Regions from separate parts of the Homo sapiens genome. Here region 1 is linked to region 2. The links are chromatin loops, found by intact Hi-C in ENCODE. Cell type or tissue: ovary. All regions are shown on one strand. Links, peaks and the distances in the headings refer to the core of each region. The heading gives the core; the rest is flanking DNA. Region 1 has its middle 50 kb from the start of CALN1. Region 2 has its middle 140 kb from the start of CALN1.

Region 1 (11,704 bases), core at 1,400-9,399, 91 kb after region 2:
TTGTAGCAGTACTATTCACAATGGCTAAAAGGTAGACGTAACCCAAATGTCCAACAATGGAAGACTGGATAAACAAATTGTGGTGTTTACATGCAATGGACTATTATGGGATCATAAAAAGGAATGAAGTACTTATACATGCAACAACATGGATGGACCTTGAAAACATGCTAGGTGAAAGAAGCTATGCACAAAACATACTATATGATTCCATTTACAAGAACTACCCAGAATATAGGTAAATCCAAAGAGATATCCAGAATATAGGTAAATCCAGAGAGATATAATACAAATTGGTGGTTGTTGGAGCTAGGGGTAGAGGGGAACGGGAAGTAACTGCCTGATGGGTCAAGGGTTTCCTTTTGTGGCGATGCAATGTTTTGCAACCAGGTAGAGGTGGATGTACTAAATGCACTAAGTTATTCACTTTAAGATGGTCAATTTCATCATGTGAATTTTAGCTTCATAAAAATATATTTTTTAAAAAGATCCAAGCAAGACAATAGTTGTGTAGCAGAGGACTCTACTTAGGGTGTGTTGCTGGGGCGGGGGTTGGGTCGGGGCTATGGACGGCCAGCTCTGATTGAAGTAGCAAGTCAAAGTTAACCAGAGCATTCCAGAGGGCTAGAGTGAGGGAGGTGGACCCCCACCAATCTGGGTGGGGCTCTGCCATGGACCTAGAGACCGCCACCAGCCAGCTGTCTTGGAGGTTTTATAAGGCTCTCTCCGGCTCCTCCTCCACCTGGCTGGCTGGCCCAGGAGTCCTGGCCGAGCTCCAGGGAGCTCGCAACACTCATTCCTCTTACAGCCCGAGCTGACAGCCTAGCTGGGGTCTGGCAGGCCTTCAGTGGGCTCCAAGGACGGGCCAGGGCTGCTCTGGCATGGCACCCCCCTGCCGTGTGGACATTGCAAACCGCCTTCTCAGCCCCACCAGCAGGATTGGGGACCTCTTTGGCAGCTCCAGGGAAAGGGCTTGGAACTGCCCAGGAACGCAGGTAAATGAGAGGGCCTGAGAGCTCTCGGGACTCATATTGGTCATAGGCTGTCTCAGACACATCTGAGGTGTGCGTGACCCAGTGCTGCTCTCCTTGTATCTTAGACCTGCTGCAGGGCCTGCCACTGTTCTCTGGGGGTAATGGAGGATGTTAGTCCAGGAACAGGCTTCTGATTAACTTCTCTTTGATCCTCAGAGCCCAACACTGACATCACCTCCTCCAGGAAGCCTTCCTATGCCCTAAGTGACCTTCCTCTGCCCTCAAAACATCCTTCACTTCCTACATATCATTTTCTTTCTTTCTTTCTCTTTCTTTTTCTTTTCTTTCTTTCCTTCTTTCTTTTTCTTTCTCTTTCTTTCTTTCTTTTCTTTCTCTCTCTTTCTTTCTTTTTCTTTCTTCCTTTCTTCCTTTCCTTCTTTCCCTTCCTTCCCTTCTTTCCTTCCTTTTCTCTTTCTCTCTTTCTTTCTTTCCCGAGTCTCACTCTGTTGCCCAGGCTGGTGTGCAGTGGCGCGATCTTGGCTCACTGCAAACTCCGCCTCCTGGATTCAAGCAATTCTCCTGCCTCAGCCTCCCGAGTAGCTGGGATTACAAGTGCCCACCACCACTCCGGCTACTTTTTGTATTTTTAATAGAGACGGGGTTTCGCCATGTTGGCCAGGCTGGTCTCAAACTCCTGACCATAGGTGATTAGCCCTCCTCAGCCTCCCAAAGTGCTGGGATTACAGGTGTGAGCCACTGCACCTGGCGACCCTACATAACATTTTCTACTCTATGTTGTAAATACCTTATGATCTCTTGGTTCCCCTGACACACTAGACTGTGGCTGGGGGTCTTTCTCCAGGGGTCTACTTACTGCCACAGTTGTCTTGGGTGCCTGCTAGTGACCCGGGAAGGCAGAACCAGTTCCTTCTCTTTGCCAGGTAATTTTCTGTTCACACCTGTGTGTGTGTACACACACACACACACACCACACATCTCAAGAAAAGTCTGTTGGGTCTGTTCTCCTGTTCAGGTCCCTGTGATAGAATCTAAACTATACAGAGCTGGAATGGGCAATGGAGGTGGAGTGGGCACTGTGACCTCCACCTAAACAGCTCAAACCCTTGCATCCTTCCAAGCATGGGCTTCTCTGTGCAAAGCTTTAGGGTATCCACCAGCAGAAGCATATAGTCTCTTGGCTGGCCAGATCTCCCCCTTGGATCCTGTTTCTCATCTTTGTTCTACTCTGATTTGCTTTTCTCCTTTCCCAAGCCCAGGATTGTCTCGTGGTGGGGGTGTCCCACACCCTCTTCCGTATCGGTGTCCCCATTCATTTCACTGTCACACAGAGTCAGGGGAGACCTGGAGCCTGGAAGGCTGAAGAGAGAAGGGTGGGGATTCCGCGCTCTGAGTGGCAGCTTGATTTTCCTTTCTGTTTCTCTTTGATCATTCCAAACTGTTTTAACAACAAAGCCAGCATTTTATACTGCAAGTGTTAATCTCCTACCCGCAGACCTCAATGATCCATGTATATGATTCATGTCTTCCTGCTAGCATAATGTTAGTACTTTATTATGATGGAAGAGTGTCTTGTCTCTTTCCCAATTTTGACTGTGACATTATAAAACCCTCTCCTATTGGTCTGGCCTTGGAGAGCTCCATGGTCAATTTCCACTGCTCATTTCTCCTGGCTGCAGCAGTCAGGGGTGGGTTTGAGTGGAAAAGATGTTAGCCCTGATACAAACACACACAGGCCACGTCTTAAAGCCCCAGTTTGGAGTTGAGGGTATCCAGGATATTGGCAGATGCAGGTCACTGCTAGAGCCTACTATAGGGGCAAGGAAGACAGAGCCCAGAAGCTCAAAAGCACACAACATAGCATGCATTTGGGAGCAGACAGAGCACTGGAATTTACCATCTGAAGTGATAAATATGTATGGGAGGTGCATGATGCTTTGAGATCACAGGGAGCTAACCTTGGGCATGAAGGAAGACTTCTCGGATGAGGTGATGTCTGCCCAGAGCCATGAAGAGCAAGTAAAGTTATCCAGGAGTGTGTCCACCTGTACCCTGACCTCTGAATTCTTTCCTCTTTCTCAAGTTCTGGAGAGAGCAGAGAGAGGCATCTGAGATATCGTCCTGTGCTGTGTCCAGGACTTTTGGGCTTGGTGGCCTGGACTCTGAAGTCTGAGCTGGACTGAGCATACCAGTGGGTGTTCCTCTGGGACCCTGAGGCTGTGCCTGAGTACAGTTGGAGACATCAAGAGGACATGGAGGTTCTTGGAATGCCATGAGGGTTGACATAGGTGGCACTGCCTCTGATTTCTGTCTGGGAGATTCTTAGGTTGGGTCGGGTCCCATTCTGGGACAAAGGGCACTGGTGGTTTCTGGTTTCCACATCTTTGCTATGGATGGCATCTGTCCCCAGGACTAAAAAGGAAGGATCTAAGTGAGACCCATTAGCCAACTTATCAGTGCCAGTTCCTCCTGTGGTTGGGAATATTGCTCTAACCTTGCTAACTTCCCAAAGCTGGAGCTGCTCCAGTCACTGTTACTTGGGGCAACTGTTAATTTTAGAGTCTGCAGTGGGCTTTGCTCTTGCAGGTTCAATGTATGATCTTAGGTGGGCTTAGCAACTCTAAGAAAGGGTTAACTGCAGGGCTTGGTGGGACCTTGACCACACGGAACAGGGAGAAGAGGAATGTGTGGGATTGGCATGAAGGGAGGAGCTAGCAGTGGGTTCCCTTGGGATGCAGGTGGCTAATATGGACATTTGGTCACCATTGGAATATGAATTTCTATTATCCAGAGGCATCGAAGAAAAGATTAACACAGGTTTTGAAGTCAGGTCAGTATTGATACTCAGAGATAGCACGGTCTAGTTCCACATGAAGGGAGAAACCCTTTTCTCTTCTTTTTAAGAGGCAGGGTTTTGCTTTGTTACCCAGGCTGGAGTGCAGTGGCACTGTCATAGCTCACTGCAGCCTTGAACTCCTGTGCTTGAGCAATCCTCCTGCCTCAGCCTCCTGAGTAGCTGGGGCTACAGGTGCATGCCACCATACTCAGTTAATTAAAATGTCTCTCTCTTTCTTTCTCTCTCTCTCCCTCCCTCCTTTCTTTCTTCTCTCTCTTTCTTTCTTTCTTTCTTTTTCTTTCTTCTTTCTTTCTTTCTCTTTCTTCTTTCTTTCTTTTCCTTCTTTCTCTGTCTCTCTCTTTCTTCCCCTCCCTCCCTCCCTCCCTCCCTCCTTCCCTTCCTTCCTTCCTTCCTTCCTTCCTTCTCTCACTTTGTTGTTTAGGCTGATCTTGAACTCCTGGCTTCAAGTGATCCTCCTGCTTCTAAGAAACCCATTCCTTTAAGTAGCCAGGCCAGGCCAGGAAAAGTGGCTCACGCCTGTAATCTCCACACTTTGGGAGGCTGAGGTGGGAGGATTGCTTGAGACCAGGATTTTGAGACCAGACTGGGCAACAGAGCAAGACCCCATCTATACAAAAAAAATTAAAAATTTGCCAGCGGTAGTGATGCTTGCCTGTGGTCCCAGCCACATGGGAGGCTAAGGTGGGAGGGTTGCTTGAGCTCAGAAGTTTGAAGTTGCAGTGGGCTGTGATTGCACTGCTGCACTCCAATCTGGGAGACAGAGTGAGACACTGACTCAAAAAAATAAAATAAAATAAAGTAGGCAGATCTCCACATTGCAAAACTCCAATGTTGGGGGGAGTACCACTGTATTCTGTGTGGATGGTGCTTCCTGAACTCCCAGAAAAATGCAGATATTCAAAATGCAAACCAGGCCATGTGTGGTGGTTGATGCTTATAATCCCAACACTTTGGGAGGCCGAGGCGGGCAGATCACTTGAGGTCAGGAGTTTGAGACCAGCCTGGTGAAACCCCATCTGTACTAAAAGTACCTGGTGGAACCTCATCTCTACTAAAAATACAGAAATTAGCCAGGTGTGGTAGTGGGTGCCTGTAATCCCAGCTACTGGGGAGGATGAGGCAGGAGAATCACTTGAACCCGGGAGGCGGAGGTTGCAGTGAGCCAAGATCGTGCCAATGCACCCCAGCCTGGGCAACAGAGCAAGACCCTGTCTCACTAAATAAATAAATAAATAAATAAAAATGCAAAGCATTCTGGCTCTGTGAGCCTCAGTGTCCACACCTGAAAAATGGAGATTATAGTAGCTAACCCCACAGCATGGAGGTGAGAATTAAATGCACCTCACCTAGTGCATGTACCAGGTGCTGAACAGTACGCATGATTGTTGCTATAGTAATGTTCATTGATGGAAGATGTGGGACTTGAGCAGAACTACGTGGATGGTAGAATCTGGGCAGTTGAGAGAGGGGAAGAAGACTTTCTGGTGGAGGTGGTGTGGTCTGGCTAGAGGAAAGTATGTGCCCGGCAAGTTCGGGCAGGCAGTGGCACAATCACGGTTGAACCCAGGGGTGTAACCCATGTGTAAATCTCTCCTCTTCCACAGACACTGTTCTCTAGAATTCTGGGGAAAAAGGGAGTGCATCTCACATCTGCCCCTGAATCTCCCACCTGGCAGGTGAACCTGCGTGGGGCAAGCTCCTCCCTGCTGTCCAGTCCCGCTGTGAGCTGCACTCCTTTGTCATTGTCCCCCCAGCCCATTTGGACTGCGACCTCCTCGACAGTATTGTGGGATTTTCTCCTTACTGCTCGACCTCATCAGTCATTCCCAGCAGGCACCGCACACCAGCCTTGACTAAAGATACAGGGACAAGCTGGTTGCGGTGGCTCATGCCTGTGATTCTAGCAGTTTGGGAGGCTGAGGTGGGAAGACTGTGGGAGCCCAGGAATTTGAGACCAGCCTGGGCAACATGGTGAGATGCTGGCTTTAAAAAAGATAGAGAAATAAGCTGGGCATGGTGTGCACACCTGTAGTCCCAGCTATTCAGGAGGCCAAAGCAGGAGGTATTGCTTGAGCAGCCTAGGAGTTTGAGGCTCCAGTGAGCTACAGTTGCATTATTGCACTCCAGCCTAGGTGACAGAGTGAGACTCTGTCTCAAATAAATAAATAAATAAATACATACATACATACATACATACATAAATTAAATAAAGGGACCACAGTGAAGGTGTGATGTAGTGAAACATATAGTTGGTCTTTGACCTGTTTCCTGGCATACAACTCCTAAAGTCCTAAGAAACTCCAAAGCGCAAAGTGATGTCCTTTTTTTTTTTTCTTTCTTTCTTTTTGAGACGAAGTCTGTCTCTGTCACCCAGGCTGGAGTGCGGTGGCGCAATCTTGGCTCAGTGCAACCTCCACCTCCCGGGCTCAAGCAATTCTCCTGCCTCCGCCTCCCTAGTAGCTGGGATTACAGGCGTGCGCAACCATGCTGGGCTAATTTTTGTATTTTTAGTAGAAACGGGGTTTTGCCATGTTGGCCAGGCTGGTCTCAAACTCCTGGCTTCAGGTGATCCACCCACCTCGGCCTCCCAAAATGCTGGGATTACAGGCTTGAGCCACCACGCCCAACCCATATGAATTTTAACTTTAGATCCAGGGATACAAGTACAGGTTTGTTGTTAGAGTAGCAAACTGCTCCCCTCTTTAGTCCCCAGGGTCCATTATTCACATCTTTGTGTCCACGTGTACCCACTGTTTAACTTCTACTTATAAGTGAGAACATGCTGTTTTTGGTTGTTTGTTTCTGCGTTAATTTGCTTGGGATAATGGCCTCCAGCTGCATCCATGTGGCTGCAAAGGACATGATTTCATTCTTCTTTATGGCTGTGTAGTATTCCATGGTGTATTTATACCACATTTTCTTTATCCAATTCACCACTGATGGGCAACTGGGTTGATTCCATGTCTTTGCTATGGTGCATAGTGTTGCAATGAACATATAAGTGCAGGTGTCTTTTTAGTAGAACAATTTATTTTCCAGGGTAGACAGCCAGCAATGGGATTGGGTTTGGTGGTAGTTCTGTTTCAGTTCTTTGAGAAATCTCCATGCTGTTTTCCACAGGGTCTGAACTAATTTGCACTTCCACCAACAGTGTATAATTGTTCCCTTTTCCTCACAGTCTCACCGATGTGTTACTTTTTGACTTTTGTACCCTTCGTGGGTCCGGTTCATGCTTTGAATCTGTCATGCCCCCTCATGAGGCATTCTATGGCATAGGTGTGCCTCCTCACAGCCTAGGGAATGGGATGGAGAGAAGGAAGGAGGAAGGAGAGGGGAAGCTGGAGAGAGAGAAGTGAATCAGGGATGGTTGGAACATGCTGTTTCTGCTATTTGCAAATCCTTCGAAACCTTGAATTTCAGAGCCATGGAGCTGAACCCAGACTCAGGGTGATTCAAGAAGGAAAAGCTGTCTGTCCTGCCGTGGGGGGAAGCAAAACCTCTATAGGGGGCACCTCCCAAAGCCACATCCACTGAGTACATGTGGCCACAGAGCTGACCACAGTAGGTCAGAGAATGGGACACAAGGGCTGAGCAACAGGAAATTAGACCTGGTACTCAAGGGGAGACTTCACTCGAGATGTATACAATGTATCCCATGCGTTCACAGAAATCTCATGTGGCAATAAGGACTTCATTTTCTTTCTTTTTCATTTTCTTTTTTTTGAGACTGAGTCTCAATCTGCTGCCCAGGCTGGAGTGCAGTCATGTGATCTTGGCTCACTGCAACCTCCACCTCCAGGGTTCAAGTGATTCTTGTGCCTCAGCCTCCTGAGTAGCTGGGACTACAGGCACCTGCCACCACGCCCGGCTAATTTTTGTATTTTCAGTAGAGACGGGGTTTCATCAGGTTGGCCAGGCTGGTCTCGAACTCCTGACCTCAGGTTATCCACCCACCTCAGCCTCCCAAAGTGCTGGGATTACAGGCATGAGCCACCACACCCGGCCAAGGACTTCATTTTCATCTCCATTTTACCACCTGTAGAATAAAGTGGATGTCTTTCCACCTTCATAAGTGACATCGTTTGGATGTTTGTCCCCTCTGAATCTCATGCTGAAATGTGATCCCCAGTGTTGGAGGTGGGGCCTGGTGGGAGGTATGTGGGTCATGGGGGCAGATCCCTCATGGATGGCTTGGTGCCATCTCCGTGGTAATGAGTGAGATTTCACTCTATTAGTTCATGTAAGATGTGGTTGTTTAAAGGGTCTGGTTTAAAGGGCCTCCCTCTCTTGCCATGTGATGCTGGCTCCCCTTTTCCTTCCACCATGATTGGAAGCTTTCTGAAGCTTTCCCAGATGCAGACGTTGGCTCCATGCTTCTTATACAGCCTGCAGAACCATGAACCAAATAAACCCCCTTTCTTTATAAATTACCCAGCCCCAAGTATGCCTTTATATTAACAGCAATGCAAAATGGACTCATAAAATGAGAGAAGGCTGTAGGTTGGAGACTGGACTTTGGTGCTATCGGAAGCTGGTGGCTTAGTATCTTGCACGCCTGTATTCCATACACATGGAAGCTGTGTCGTGTTGGGTTGCCTTTTCTTTAAATTGGAAAATATACATTTCCTTTGATGCAGCAACTCTTGAGCAAGAGTGGAGGGCTAGTTGCATCTGAGGCATTTTATTTCCACATTTAGGTTGGTCTAGCCTTTTTTTTTTTTTTTTTTTTGAGACAGGGTTTCACCCTGTTGCCCAGGCTGGAGTGCAGTGGCACCATCATAGCTCACTGCAGCCTCCACTTCCTGGGCTGAAGGGATCCTCCTGCCTCAGCCTCCTGAGTAGCTAGGACTATAAGGCCTGCACCACCATGCCCAGCTTAGCTTGCCTCTGCAGGCAGATATGCAGTGAAACAACTCTAGAAAATTTTGGCAATGTCAGGAAAATGAGAAAAATTAATAAATCATAACTTGTGTATTACTCTAACAAATAAGACAACTATTTACTTATTGGACAGACTGTCCCTTGATTACAGGCCATTAGTGGCTACAGGTTGTTGACATTTTGTTAGAATTTCACAGGTGTGAGGTTGAAAAATCGCGCATTTTACATCAGGGAGCTAAGCTCACTTCGCATGTTAATATAGAAATATACGACCAGGCGCGGTGGTTCATGCCTGTAATCCCAGCACTTTGGGAGGCTGAGGCAGGTGGATTACCTGAGGTCGAGAGTTTGAGACCAGCCTGGCCAACATGGTGAAACCCCGTCTCATACAAAATTTAGCCAGGAGTGGTGGCACATGCCTGTAATTGCAGCTACTCAGGAGGCTGAGGCAGGAGAATCACTTGAACCCAGGAAACGGGAGGTTGCAGTGAGCTGAGGTTGTGCCACTGCACTCCACACTGGGCGACAGAGTAAGACTCTGTCTCAAAACAAAAACAAACAAACAAAAAACCCCAAAAAAACCAAAACAAACAAATATATATATGAATATATAAAAATATATTATATATAATATATTAAATATTATATTGTATATTAAATACAATATATTATGTATTATATAATGTTATATAAAATATATTATATAATATAGAATATATTATAAAATATATTATATAATATAGAATATATTATAAAATATATTATATAATATAGAATATATTATAAAATATATTATATAATATAGAATATATTATAAAATATATTATATAATATAGAATATATTATAAAATATATTATATAATATAGAATATATTATAAAATATATTATATAATATAGAATATATTATAAAATATATTATATAATATAGAATATATTATAAAATATATTATATAATATAGAATATATTATAAAATATATTATATAATATAGAATATATTATAAAATATATTATATAATATAGAATATATTATAAAATATATTATATAATATAGAATATATTATAAAATATATTATATAATATAGAATATATTATAAAATATATTATATAATATAGAATATATTATAAAATATATTATATAATATAGAATATATTATAAAATATATTATATAATATAGAATATATTATAAAATATATTATATAATATAGAATATATTATAAAATATATTATATAATATAGAATATATTATATAATATATTATAAAATATATTATATATTATAATATATTAAATATAATACATAAAATAAAATATATATATAAATATATTAAATATATATATATTTATAAAACCAATTTTCATTTTAACCAGAATTTGTTGTGAGGCCACTCTGTACCAGGCACTAAGAATAGGAAGGTGGCTGGGTGCAGTGACTCATGCCTGTAACCCCTGGATTTTGGGAAGCCAAGGTGGGGAAGATGGCTTGAGCCCAGGAATTTGAGACCAGCCCGGGCAACATGACAAAACCCTATCTCTACAAAAAATACAAAAAGTATCGAGACGTGGTGGTGCATGCCTGTAGTCTCAGCTACTCAGGAGGCTGAGGTGGGAGGATCACTTGAGCCTGAGAGGTCGAGGCTGCAGTGAGCTATGATTGCACCTCTGCACTGCAGCCTGGGTGACAGAGTGAGACCCTGTCTCAAAAAAAAAAAAAAAAGAATAAGAAGGTAAGGGCCACTTGCCACTTATGGAGGGACACCACCTTTAAAGAGTGGGGGACAGTCCTGTGGAGGGATGAATAGCTATGCAGTGTGGTGACTGTTTCAGGGAAATAGGTACCTCTCTCTCTCTGGGAGAAGGAGGAGGAAGAGGGAAAGGTGATACTCGGGATAAGGTTTCCCAGTGAATGTGACATCTGAGTAGGGCCTTGATGGATATGTAGGAGTTCACTAGGGCAGCAAGGAAGGGCATTCCAGGCTGGAGGAACAGCACTCACTAAGGCCCCAAGGTGTGTACAGCTGACCTCTTCTGGGAGTTGCAAGTGGTTTCATGTAGCTGGAGACCATGTACTTTCAGTGGGAGCTGGAAGGAGATGAAGGTGGTGAATGGTCATTTGGTGCCAGCAACTTATGAAAGGGCATTTAAGGCAGATTGTGGAGTTTGATTTTTATTCCAAACACTATGAGAAACAAATGTTTTGCATGTTAAAAAGACTAAGCTGCAGATCACCTGAGGTCAGGAGTTCGAGACCAGACTGGCTAATATGGTGAAACCACATCTCTACTAAAAATGCAAAAAATCAGCTGGGCATAGTGGCACATGCCTGTAATCCCAGCTACTCAGGAGGCTGAGACAAGAGAATCGCTTGAACCCGGGAGGTGGAGGTTGCAGTGAGCTGAGATTGCATCACTGCACTCCAGCCTGAGCAACAAGAAGGAAACTCTGTCTCAAAAAAAAAAAAAAAAAAAAAGAAAGAAAGAAAAAGAAAAAAAAGACTGAACCAATTATGCATCAATTGTATACCCTTGTTCAAGTTTCCCTCATTACCTACTTGGGCTCTAAGACAGATCCCTTAGATATGCCGTATGGTTGAGGGATCTTTTATATTTTTATTTATGTTTATTTTTTTAGACAGGGTCTCACTCCAGTCTCCTAGGCTGGAGTACAGTGGAACAGTCATGACTCACTGCAATCTCAACTTCCTGGCCTCAGGTGCTCCTCCTGCCTCAGCCTCCCAAGTAGCTGGGACTACAAGTGCACGCCACCACTCCTGGCTATTTTTCTGTAGAGATGGGGTTTTACCATATGTTGCCCAGGCTTGTCTTGAGTTCTTGGGCTCAAGCAGTCTGCCAGCCTCGGCCTTCCAAAGTGCTGGGACTACAGGCATGAGCCACCATGCCTGGCTGAGGGATCTTTTATATATTTATTATTATTTTGGAGACAGGGTCTCATTCTGTCTCATGGGCTCGAGTGCA
Region 2 (11,704 bases), core at 2,571-10,570:
CAGGTGAGAGGTAATGGCTTGCGTGGTGACCTTTCTGCAGTATGCAACCATCTGTGCCAGCCCTGGTGACACTCTCCTGGATGGAGAACAGTGGATGGATTTGAGAGACCTAGAAGATAACACTTCATGCATTTGGCACCAAATTGATTATGTTACAGGAAAGGGGTTCCGATCCAGACCCCAAGAGAGGGTTCTTGGATCTTGCACAAGAGAGAATTCAGGGCGAGTCCATAGAGTAAAGTGAAAGCAAGTTTATTAAGAGAGTAAAGGAACAAAAGAATGGCTACTCCATAGACAGAGCATCCCTGAGGGCTGCTGGTTGCCTATTTTTATGGTTATTTCTTGATGATATGCTAAACAAGGGGTAGATTATTCATGCCTCCCCTTTTTAGACCCTATAGGGTAACTTTCTGACATTGCCATGGCATTTGTAAACTGTCATGGTGCTGGTGGGAGGGTAGCAGTGAGGACGACCAGAGGTCACTCTCGTTGCCATCTTGGTTTTAGTGGGTTTTGGCTGGCTTCTTTACTGCAAACTGTTTTATCAGCAAGGTCTTTATGACCTGTGTCTTGTACCGACCTCCTATCTTATCCTGTGGCTAATGCCTTGGCTGTCTGGGAATGCAGCCCAGCAGGTCTCAGCCTCATTTTACCCATCCCCTACTCAAGATGGAGTTGCTCTGGTTCAGATGCCTCTGACAATTAGATGGGGCTAAGGTTGACTCCTGGGTGGCAGGCCTGAGAACAGGGTGGATGACAGTGCCATCTTCCAGGCTGGCTGATCCTGGAAGAGGACCAGGCTTCGGGGAGAGCTTGAGTTCATTTCTGGTCAGTAAGCTTGTAGCTGCCTCAAGACTCCAAAGGGAAAAGTCAACACAGCAGGCAGATGGACATGTCTGGAGGGGCCTGTGGTGGAAACTGAAATGTGTGAATCACAATCCTGTAAGTTATAATCGAAGCCTAGAGGAGGGCTGAGATCACCTAAAGAGAGAGAATAAAATGAGAACAGGAAAGACCCAGCCTTGATGAGCTCCAACAGAGGAGGCAAGTCTACAGCCGGTAGAGATGAGACTGTAACCGTGTGCAATGGGTTCATTTTGCTGGCTGTCCAGAGAGAGCTGACTTACCAAGACAGGGCAATTGCAATAGAGAAAGAGCTTACTTCACATACAGCCAGCTGAATGAGAGACTGGAGTTTTATTATTACTCAACTTGATCTCCCTGAGAATTCAGAGGTAATGATAATTTGGTGGGCAGGGGGCTAGGGTAGGGGTGCTGCTAACTGGTTGGGGATGCAATCATAGGGGTGTGAAAAATGGTCCTTGTCTGCCGAGTTCACTTCTGGGTGGGGCCAGAGGGAGTTTGGCGGGTCCAAGTGGAGCCGTTGGTTGTCAGAAATGCACAAACCTGAAACCTTATCTCAAAAGGCCAATCTTAGTTTCTGTAATAGTGACGTAATCTGTAGGAGTTATTGGGGGGTTGCAAATCTTGTGACCTCTGGAATAATGGCTGGTAATCGTTTAGTCTACATCTCAGCAGAATTCAGGCTCTTCTCATCCTCCTCGCCTGGCGGTCTCTCATTAGCTTTACGAAGGCGGTTGAGTTTTGGAGAAGGGATATTATCATTTAAACTATAAACTAAATGTCTCCCAAAGTTTGCTTGGCCCAAGCCCAGATATGATTAAAGGCAGTTTGGATGTTGAAGGCAAGATGGGGATTGGTGAGACCCAATCTTTCACTGTCGTAATTTCCTTACTGTTATAATTTTTTGCAAAGACAGTTTTAGGAGGGACACCAGGCCATGGAGTCACAGAAATCCAGTGGGAAGAGTGGATCAAGAAAAGACTAATCAGCCAGGCACGGTGGCTCATATCTGTTATCCCAGCACATTGAGAGGCTGAGGCAGGCAGATCACTTGAGGCCAGGAGTTTGAGCCTGGCCTAGCTAACATGGTGAAACCTTGTCTCTGCTAAGATACAAAAAATTAGCTGGAGGTGGTGGCACACACCTGTAGTCCCAGCTACTTGGGAGGCTGAGGAAGGAGAATCGCTTAAGCCTGGGAGGCGGAGGTTGCAGTGAGGTGAGATCGCACCACTGCACTCCAAGCCTGGGTGACAGAGCAAGACTCCATCTCAAAAAAAAAAAAAAAAAAAAAAAAGACGAATTGACAGGACCAGATGCCAATGAGAAGTGAATTCTGGGAGGATGACAGAAAAATATCCTTTGATGGGGTCATTGATGACACTTTTAGTGGAACGCCAGCTGCCAGTGAAAGTTTTTGGAGAAGTTTTAGTCACAGAAGATGTTTATGAAGTATAATTCTAAGTTTGAAACAGAATACAGAGCACAGAATAGCATCATCTTCATGATGTAAAAATCATTTGTAATATGAAGGAGCATATAGGAATGAATATGTATTATTTTAATCAAAAGAACATAATAAAAGTTATGAGGACTTGTGTTTCTTAATTCTTTGTGGAGTACACTTCTAAGCTTTTCCTTAAATAATATCCTGAAATTGGAATTAAGCTTATCGTTGAAGTTAAAATATACTCAAAATATTCAAAACAACATATTTTTCCCAGCTAAAAGATTATTTCATCTTTTTCGTTGTTCTTCCAGTATGCTGGATTCTTCTCTCACGTTTTGTTTCAGTGCAAACTGATGGAACTCCTCTTGGTTACTATTGATTTCATGCAAGTTAGCAGTGACTAATCATGTTGGCCATTAGCCTCCTTAGTGCATTTGTCCTCTACTGATTTAATTTCATTTAATGTAATAAAGCATGTTACTTTCATGACTAGGTTTTGAAGATGTTTGGTACAATGTTTTAAATTCATTGCATTTTCTGGAGAACAAAAAGCCCACCTGTTTGGAAGCCATCCTGGTATGTTTAGAATTTCTCATTGATTTCAGGAACTCTGGCCTTGATGTTAAAGAAAGTGATCACAGACCTTTGTTTGTTTAAGGCAGGCAGGGATGCATCTGACTGTCAGGGAAACAACACATTTCTGGGGGAACAAAGACAGCGCATCTTTGTAAAAAAAAAAAAAATCACAGTCCAGGCGCGGTGGCTCATGCCTGTAATCCCAGCACTTTAGGTGGCCGAGGTGGGCGGATCACGAGGTCAGGAGATCGAGACCATCCTGGCTAACACAGTGAAACCCCGTCTCTACTAAAAATACAAAAAATTAGCTGGGCATGGTGGCAGGCCCCGTAGTCCCAGCTACTTGGGAGGCTGAGGCAGGAGAATGGCGTGAACTTGGGAGGCGGAGCTTGCAGCTAGCTGAGATTGCGCCACTGCACTCCAGCCTGGGCGACAGCGCGAGACTCTGTCTGAAAAAAAAAAAAAAGAAAAAAAAATCGCAGCAGGCAAACGTTCTGCAATTCTCTGGGCTTATTCTACTTGCAAACACTTATCAAAGACACTGAAGCCTCCGTTAATGTCTTTGCCTCCCCCCTTACTGAGGAAGCTAATTAACTGGGTAGCTAATTAATTGTCTCTTACTGAGGACTACTAGAAATTTATACTCTGATTATTGGCTTAGGAGAAGTTGGATGAAATAACTTGGACTGTTGAAAAGTCAAAATAGTTTTTTCAATCAACTGGGGCCTCCCTTCCCCTGCAAGATTTGTGTGCATGCTGATGGAAGAGAGAGGGTCCCTCTACGCACCTGCAGGGAGGAGCCTGCAGTTCCTTTGTGCTGTGACTCAGTAAATCAGAGGGCTTGGGCTGTCTGCCAACACATTAACCCTTGCTCAGGTAGTGTATTAGTCTGTTCTCACATTGCTATAAAGAAATACCTGAGACTGGGTAATTTTTAAAGGGAAGAGGTTTAATTGGCTCCTGGTTCTGCAGACTGTATAGGAAGCACGGCTGAGGAGGCCTCGGGAAACTTACAATCGTGGCAGAAGGTGAAGAGAAAGGAGAGGCACGTCTTACATGGCAGGAGCAGGAGGAAGAGAGACAGGGGAGGTGCCTCACACTTTTAAACAACCATGTCTTATGAGAACTAACTTACTGTATAGTACCAAGGGGGGATGGTACTAAACCATGAGAAACTACCCCCATGGTCCAATCACCTCCCACCAAGACCTGCCTCCAGCATCAGGGATTACATTTCAACATGAGATTTGGGTGGAGACACATATTCAAACCATATCAGATGGGGATTAGGAAACGCCATTCTCACCACTACGAAGCATCTTCCTCCCTTAAGGAGGGGATAGAGACGAGGGCCCAGGAGTGTCAGCATAATCTAATTCACTCCAGAGCAGTGGAGCAGAAAAACATGAGCATAGGAGATAAGAGCCCTGCTATGGTTTGAAAGTATCCCCTAGGCCGGGCACGGCAGTTCATGCCTGGAATCCAAGCACTGTGGGAGGCCGAGGCAGGCGGATCACCTGAACTCAGGAGTTCGAGACCAGCCTGGCCAACATGGTGAAACCCCGTCTCTATTAAAAATACAAAAACTAGCTGGGCTTGGTGGTGCATGTCTGTAGTCCCAGCTACTCAGGAGGCTGAGGCAGGAGAATCACTTGAAAACGGGAGGCAGAGTTTGCAGTGATCCGAGGTTGTGCCATTGCACTCCAGCCTGGATGTCACAGCAAGACTCCGTCTCAAAAAAAAAAAAAAGTATCCCCCAAAGAGCATGTGATGGGAAGTTAATCCCCAATGCAACAGTATTGGTAGGTGGGCCTAATGAGACGTGATTATGAGATAGGAGTTCACCAGGACTGGTTTCACAAGACACAGATCACAAAGACTGCTGATAAAACAGGGTGCAGTAAAGAAGCTTGCCAAGACCAGGTACGGTGGCTCATGCCTGTAATCCCAGCACTTTGGGAGGCCAAACTTGGAGGATTGCTTGAGCTCAGAAGTTCAAGCCCAGCCTGGGCAACATAGCAAGACCTCACCTCTATTAAAAATACAAAAAAATAGCTGGGTGTGGTGGCATGTGCCTGTAGTCCCAGCTACTTGGGAGGCCGAGGCAGGAGGATTGCTTGAGCCCAGGTGGTCTAGGCTGCAGTGATCTATAGTTACGTCACTACACTCCAGCCTGGGCGACAGAGCAAGCAAGAGCTCGTCTCGGGAAAAAAAAAAAAAAAAAGCCAACCAAAACCAAGATAGTGATGATAGCAACTTCTGGTCATCCTCGCTGCTCTTTACACCCTAATTATAATATATTAGCATACCAAAGGAAAGCCCCACCAGCGCCATGACAATTTACAAATGCCATGGGAGCATCCAAAAGTTATCTTATATGGTCTGAAAGTGACAGGAACTCTCAGTTCTGGGAATTCCCTGCCTCTTTTCCTGGAAAACTCATGAATAGTCCACCCCTTGTTTAGCATATGATCAAGAAATAACTATAAAAATAGCCAACCAGAAGCCCTCAGGGCTGCTCTGCCTATGGAGTAGCCACCCTTTTCTTCCTTTACTTTCTTAATAAACTTGCTTTCACTTCACTCTGTCGGCTTGCTCTTGAATTCCTTCCTGCACAAAGCCAAAAATCCGTGTGGCCTTCCAAGATGAACCCCAATTTTGGAGTCTGTCCTGTGACAATTAGGCCATGAGGGTGCAGTGAATGGATTAATGTTGTTATTGCTAGAGTGGGTTTGTTATAAAAGGGTGAGTTCAGCTCTCTTTTACTTTCTCTCTTGCCCTCTCTCCTTCTCTCTCTCTTTTTTTTTTTTTGAGATGGGGTCACACTCTGTTGCCCAGGCTGGAGTGCAGTGGTGCAACGTTGACTCACTGCAGCCTCCTCCTCCTGGGCTCAAGTAATCCTCCCACCTCAGCCTCCTGAGTAGCTGGGACTACAGTTGCATGCCACTATGCCTGGCTAATTTTTTTTTGTATTTTTGGTGGAGACAGGGTTTCACCATATTGTCCAGGCTGGTCTTGAACTCCTGAGCTCAAGTAATCCACCCACCTTGGCCTCCCAAAGTGCTGGGATTACAGGCGTGAACCACCGTGCCCAGCTTCTCACCCTCTCTTGACCCTTCTACCTTCAGCCATGGATGTGGTGACACAGCAAGAAGGCCCTGGCAAAATGCCAGCACCTTGATCTTGGACTTCTCAGCCTGTAGAACGAGAAAATAAATTTCTGTTCATTATAAATCACTCAGTCTCAAGTATCCTGTTACGGCAGCATAAACAGACTAAGGCCCCTAGTAAAGCATGTGCTCGCTTAGACCTGCTACTAATGATTGCCTGGGCACCATGTTGAGGAGGACATTCAGGCACATCTGGTTTAGCAGGAAAGAGTGCAGTGATCGATTTGTGATGTCTGCAGGGGCACAGGATGGTCTGGGAACTCTCACCATTTGTTTGCCACACACAGAATGGTAATTCCTGGTGAAAGGCTCCCATGGCCCCTGAAACATTTCTTCCTAGGGACTTGGGATCCTATGACTTATCTCTGACCTAGACCCTACCCAAGGGACAAGAAGACAGCACTTCCTCTATAACACAGCCAGCTTCTGACTGCCAGTGTTAGGATGGGGAGAGCTGGGGTTCAGTGTGAAAAGTGAGGCCCTAGTGAATCAGGTAGAATGTGGAGTGGTGAAAGACAGGGGCCTACATGGAGCATGAAGGCGCAGTTGAAAGGCTGCCATAGCAGGTCGTCAGCAAGTGTGTGTGGCATGTCATTGGGGTTGGTGGTGTTAGGTGTTGCTGATAGAAACAGTATCAGCCAGCGGCGCAGTGGCTCACGCCTGTAATCCCAGTACTTTGGGAGGCTGAGGTGGGTGGATTACTTGTCAGGAGTTCGAGACCAACTTGGCCAACATGGTGAAACCCTGTCTCTACAAAAATACAAAAAATTAACTGGGCATCGTGACAGGTGCCTGTAATCCCAGCTACTCAGGAGGCTGAGGCAGGAGAATCACTTGAACCCAGGAGGTGGAGGTTGCAGTATTAGCTGAGTTACTCCTCTAGCTGATATGTTTTATCTAGCCATCATTCTGCAGATGGTGGTGGTGGACACATAATCATAGAAATAATAACGGTGGCTACTTATTGAGCCCTTCCTCCTTCCTATATGTCGGGCACTGTGCATGACCCACATGCTTTAGATTCAGGGTTTAAATGGCAGACACTGGTGAGAACTATAACTTAGCCAGGCGCAGTGGCTCATGCCTGTAATCCAAGCACTTTGGGAGGCCAAGGCAGGAGGATTGCTAGAGGCCAGGAGTTTGAGACCAGCTTGGGCAACATGGCAAAACCCTGTCTCTACAAAAAGTTAAAAAGTTAGCAAGGCATGGTGGCACATGCCTGTAGTCCTAGACACTCAGGAGGCAGAGGTGGGAGGATCACTTGAGCCCAGGAATTTGAGGCTACAGTGAGCTGTGATTGTGTCACTGCACTCCAGCCTGGGTGACAGAGCAAGATCCTGTTTCAAAAAACAAACACACAACAACAAAAAATCCCAAAACAAACTATAACTCTATGACTAAACCCAAATTCCATCTCCCTCTTTTCTGTCCAGCCACCAGAGAGCTTCCAGAGTGATGATCCTAGAATGCATAAATGTGTATGTTGTTTTTGTTTTGTTTTGTTTTTTAAGAAACTGGGTCTGCCACCCAGTCTGGAGTTCAGAAGCATGATCATAGCTCACTGTAGCCTCAAACTCGTGAGCTCAAGTGATCCTCCCACCTCAGCCTCCAGAATAACAAGGACTACAGGCACATGCCACCACGCTTGACTAATATTTTGTTTGTTTGTTTTGAGATGGAGTCTTGCTGTGTTGCCCAGGCTGGAGTGCAGTGGGGTGATCTCAGCTCACTGCAACCTCCACCTCCCAGGTTCAAGCGATTCTCCTGCCTCAGCCTCCCGAGTAGCTGGAATTACAGGCATGTGCCACCACGCCCGGCTAATTTTTGTATTTTTAGTAGAAACAGGGTTCACCATGTTGGTCAGGCTGGTCTCGAACTCCTGACCTCATGATCCGCCCACCTTGGCCTCCCAGAGTGCTGGGATTACAGACATGAGCCAAATTTTTTTGTAGAAATTGGGTCTCTCTGTGTTGTCCAGGCTGGTCTTGAAGTCCTGCCTCAAGCGGTCCTCCTGCCTTGGCCTCCCACAGTGCTAGTATTAAAGGTGTGCACCACTGCACCTGGCTTTTAAAATGCGTACTTGACCACGTCTCTTCCACCTAAACCCTCCAATGTCTCCTTCAAGCCTATGGGCAAGTGCAAACTCCTCAGCATGTCGGCTGGCTCCACATGCTCCGACCTCTTGCTCTGACACATTTCACTCCTGAGTTCTGTGGAATAGCTTATCAGCCTGAGGACATTTGGCTGTTCCCCACCGCTCACTGTTTCAGTCTATAATACCCATCCCTACCTCCATCCACCTGACCAGCTCCTGCTTAGCTTCTGAACTCAAACTTTTGAGTTGTGATTTGCAGTTAACATTCAGATTATTGCATTGGCTTGATGGTTAAAGTACATATTTGCCTGATTTTTGTTTCACCTAAGGCAACTCAGCACATAGCTTTTCAGCATATTTGCATATTTCATAGGCTTTGAGTAAATTACTGAGTGAAATATTACCCTTGTGGCACACCATCCTTATTCATGGTGCCATCTTCAGGGTCAGATGGTTGGGGAGGGACATGATGCTTCACAAACATGAGGGGAGGTCGTGTGGCTCATGCCTGTAATCCCAGCACTTTGGGAGGCCGAGGCGGGCGGATCGCTTGAGCTCAGGAGTTCGAGACCAGCCTGGCCAACATGGCGAAACCCCATCTCTACTAAAAATACAAAAATTAGCTAGGCATGGTGGCAGCCACCTTTAATCCCAGCTACTCGGGAGGCTGAGGCAGGAGAATCACTTGAACCTGGGAGGTGGAGGTTGCAGTGAGCTGAGATCATGCCACTGCACTCCAGCCTGGGCAACAGAGCGAGACCCCATCTCAAAAACAAAACAAAACAAAGCAAAACAAAAACATGAGGGGAAAGACTGAATAGATAGGTGACTTAGACATGTACTCAGGTGACCAACCAGGAGGTCCGATCTTTGAGTTTATGCTCAAGCCACAGAACATTATTATTCACTTAGTGTTTAACTTCAAATAAATTGATAGTTGGAAACAAAACAAGGACAATACCTTCATAATTTTAATTTTTTTAATTATTAAATATTTTTTGGTAGAGATAGGGTCTTATGTTGCCCAGGCTGGTCTCAAACTCCTAGCCTCAAGCAATCTTCCTGCCTCAACCTCCAAAAGCATTGGGATTACAGGTATGAGCCATAATACATGACCCATAATTTTAATATATATATATACGTTTTTTGAGACATGATCATAGCTCACTTTTTTGCCCAGGCTGGAGTGCAATGGTGTGATCTCAGCTCACTGCAATCTCTCATCTCCTGGGTTCAAGCAATTCTTCTACCTCAACCTCCTGAGTAGCTGGGATTACAGACGTACACCACTGTGCCCGGCTAATTTTTGTATTTTTAGTAAAGACAAGGTTTCACCATGTTGGCCAGGCTGGTCTTGAACTCCTGATCAGAAGTTATCCACCTGATTCGGCCTCCCAAAGTACTGGGATTACAGACATGAGCCAGTGCTCCTGGCCATAATTTTAATTTTTGAGGTGGTTTTTGGCCCTCCTTTTTCTAAACTGGTGCTAGATGGGAAAAGATGTTTGTACTGTGGAGTCTCTAACTGCTGCCATGAGTAAGAAAGCATATGTCAGTTAGCATGCTCTCTGGTTCCAGTAATGGAATCACTAACTAAAAATGCCTTTAAACAATAGAGGTTTCTATTTTCTCTTTGAAGCAATACGGAAGTATGTTACCCACCTTGAATCTAAGGATGAATAATCAAAGACACACTTCCAACCTTTCTACTGCATCATTTTGAACATGTTGGCTTTTGTCTCCAGGCTGTTGCCTCATGGTCTCAAGATGGCCACCACAGCTGTTGCCTCATGGTCTCAAGATGGCCACCACAGCTGTTGCCTCCTGGTCTCAAGATGGCCACCACAGCTGTTGCCTCATGGTCTCAAGATGGCCACTACAGCTGTTGCCTCATCATCTCAAGATCACTGCTGCAGCTCCAGGCATCACATCCTCTCACAGTTGTGTTCAGAGACAGGAAGGAAGAGGACAGGCAAGAGAGTTTCTCTCTTTTGAGGTGCTCTTTATATCAAGGAGGGGGAAAAGCCCCTTGGAGACTTCTTAAGTCTTATTCACCATAAATGAGTCCCTTGTCAACCTCCATTTGCAAGGGAGGCTGGGAGCAGAAGTTGGTGGAATTTACAGCCTCTATTATGGGAGGTGGGTTCTATTAGGAGAAAACCACGTGGTAAAGAACACCATCTGTCACAGGAAATATACATCTTGCTGTGTAGTTTAACCACCCACCAAACCGGTCAGGAACATCTGCTGAGGGTTAGGTTTCTGCTTGGGGTGCTGGAAGAAAAACTTCACATAGTGAAGTACCCAGGAGAGAGGCAGTACCCATGAGCCAGAGATTAAAAACCAGTGAAGAGGCCAGGCGTGGCGGCTCTACCTGTATTCCCAGCACTGTGGGAGGCTGAGATGGGCAGATCACTTGAAGTCAGGTGTTCGAGACCAGCCTGGCCAACATGGCGAAACTCCATCTCTACTAAAAATACAAAAATTAGTCGGGTGTGGTGGTGTGTGCCTGTAACCCCAACTACTTAGGAGGCTGAGGCATGAGGATTGCTTGAATCCAGGAGGTGGAGGTTGCAGTGAGCTGAGATGGTGCCACTGCACTCCAGCCTCACAGAGTGAGACCCTGTCTCAAACAAACAAACAAACAAAAAACAAACACCAGTGAAGTAAATGCAAACTACTCTTGGAATCTGGAGCAGCAGTGAGATACCAACTTTGTCCTGGAGAACCAAGGCAGGCTTCACGGAGGAGGCGATGGTTGAGCAATGCCTTTTTTTTTTTTTTTTTGAGATGGAGTCTTGCTCTATCACCCACGCTGGAGTGCAGTGGTGCGATCTTGGCTCACTGCAACCTTGACATTCCAGGCTCAAGTGATTCTCCTGCCTCAGTCTCCCGAGTAGCTGGGATTACAGGTGCCCACCACCACACCCAGCTAACTTTTGTATATTTTAGTAGAGGTGGGGTTTCACCATGTTGGCCAGGCTGGTCTTGAACTCCTGACCTCAGGTGATCTGCCCACCTTGGCCTCCCAGAGTGCTGGGATTACAGGTGTGAGCCACTGCACCAGGCCTTGAGCAGTGTTTTAACAGACGCATAGGAGATTCCCAGATGAAGAAGACAGGAAAGGCCATTTAAGGCCTAGGGGTAGAAAGAGCATATCCAGAGTTTTTAAAATGCCTTTTGTTTTTGACAATAACCACCACCCCCTTTTGAGTTTTCTCCCGTCTCCATCAGCACACCCACTCTGAATGAATGCAACGCTTCCTGAAAGCCGAGCTTCACTGCCTATTTTGGCTGTTCTTAGAGTAGTGGAGATGTTGTGCTCATTCCACGTGGGGATTCTTCATTTGGAGGGCAGTCATGTCCTTCAGAATTATAGTGGGAGGGATGGGGTGCTGTGCGGGGCATTTGTTTTGTTCCGCCTACAATGGCATCCCCTTTTGTGGGGTACACTCACTCACTGAAGCTGGGGGGCTCAGCCTCCCTAACCGTCGTGGCCCTGAGATTGGCCACATCACTGTGACTTGGGTCAGCTGCTATAGCTGCCCCTGG

Evidence for each region. Hi-C counts contacts between places; a loop is a spot of excess contacts. Peaks named below come from ENCODE experiments on the same cell type or tissue, not always from the same donor. Only the 100,000 strongest peaks of a DNase experiment are listed, where the experiment ranks them.
Region 1: it touches region 2 in a loop (4-fold over the local background); 1 of 110 quality-filtered maps calls a loop at or near these places.

What each region holds. Positions count from the first base shown.
Region 1 is chr7:72,456,500-72,468,203 of GRCh38, reverse strand. It overlaps a transcript of CALN1 not described here. Among named protein-coding and RNA genes, the nearest start is that of CALN1, 50 kb to the right of the region's middle. In ovary, for the core only: no CTCF peak of the experiment used is centred there; a DNase peak (open chromatin) is centred at 5,673.
Region 2 is chr7:72,548,961-72,560,664 of GRCh38, reverse strand. No RefSeq gene overlaps it. Among named protein-coding and RNA genes, the nearest start is that of CALN1, 140 kb to the right of the region's middle. In ovary, for the core only: no CTCF peak of the experiment used is centred there; no DNase peak of the experiment used is centred there.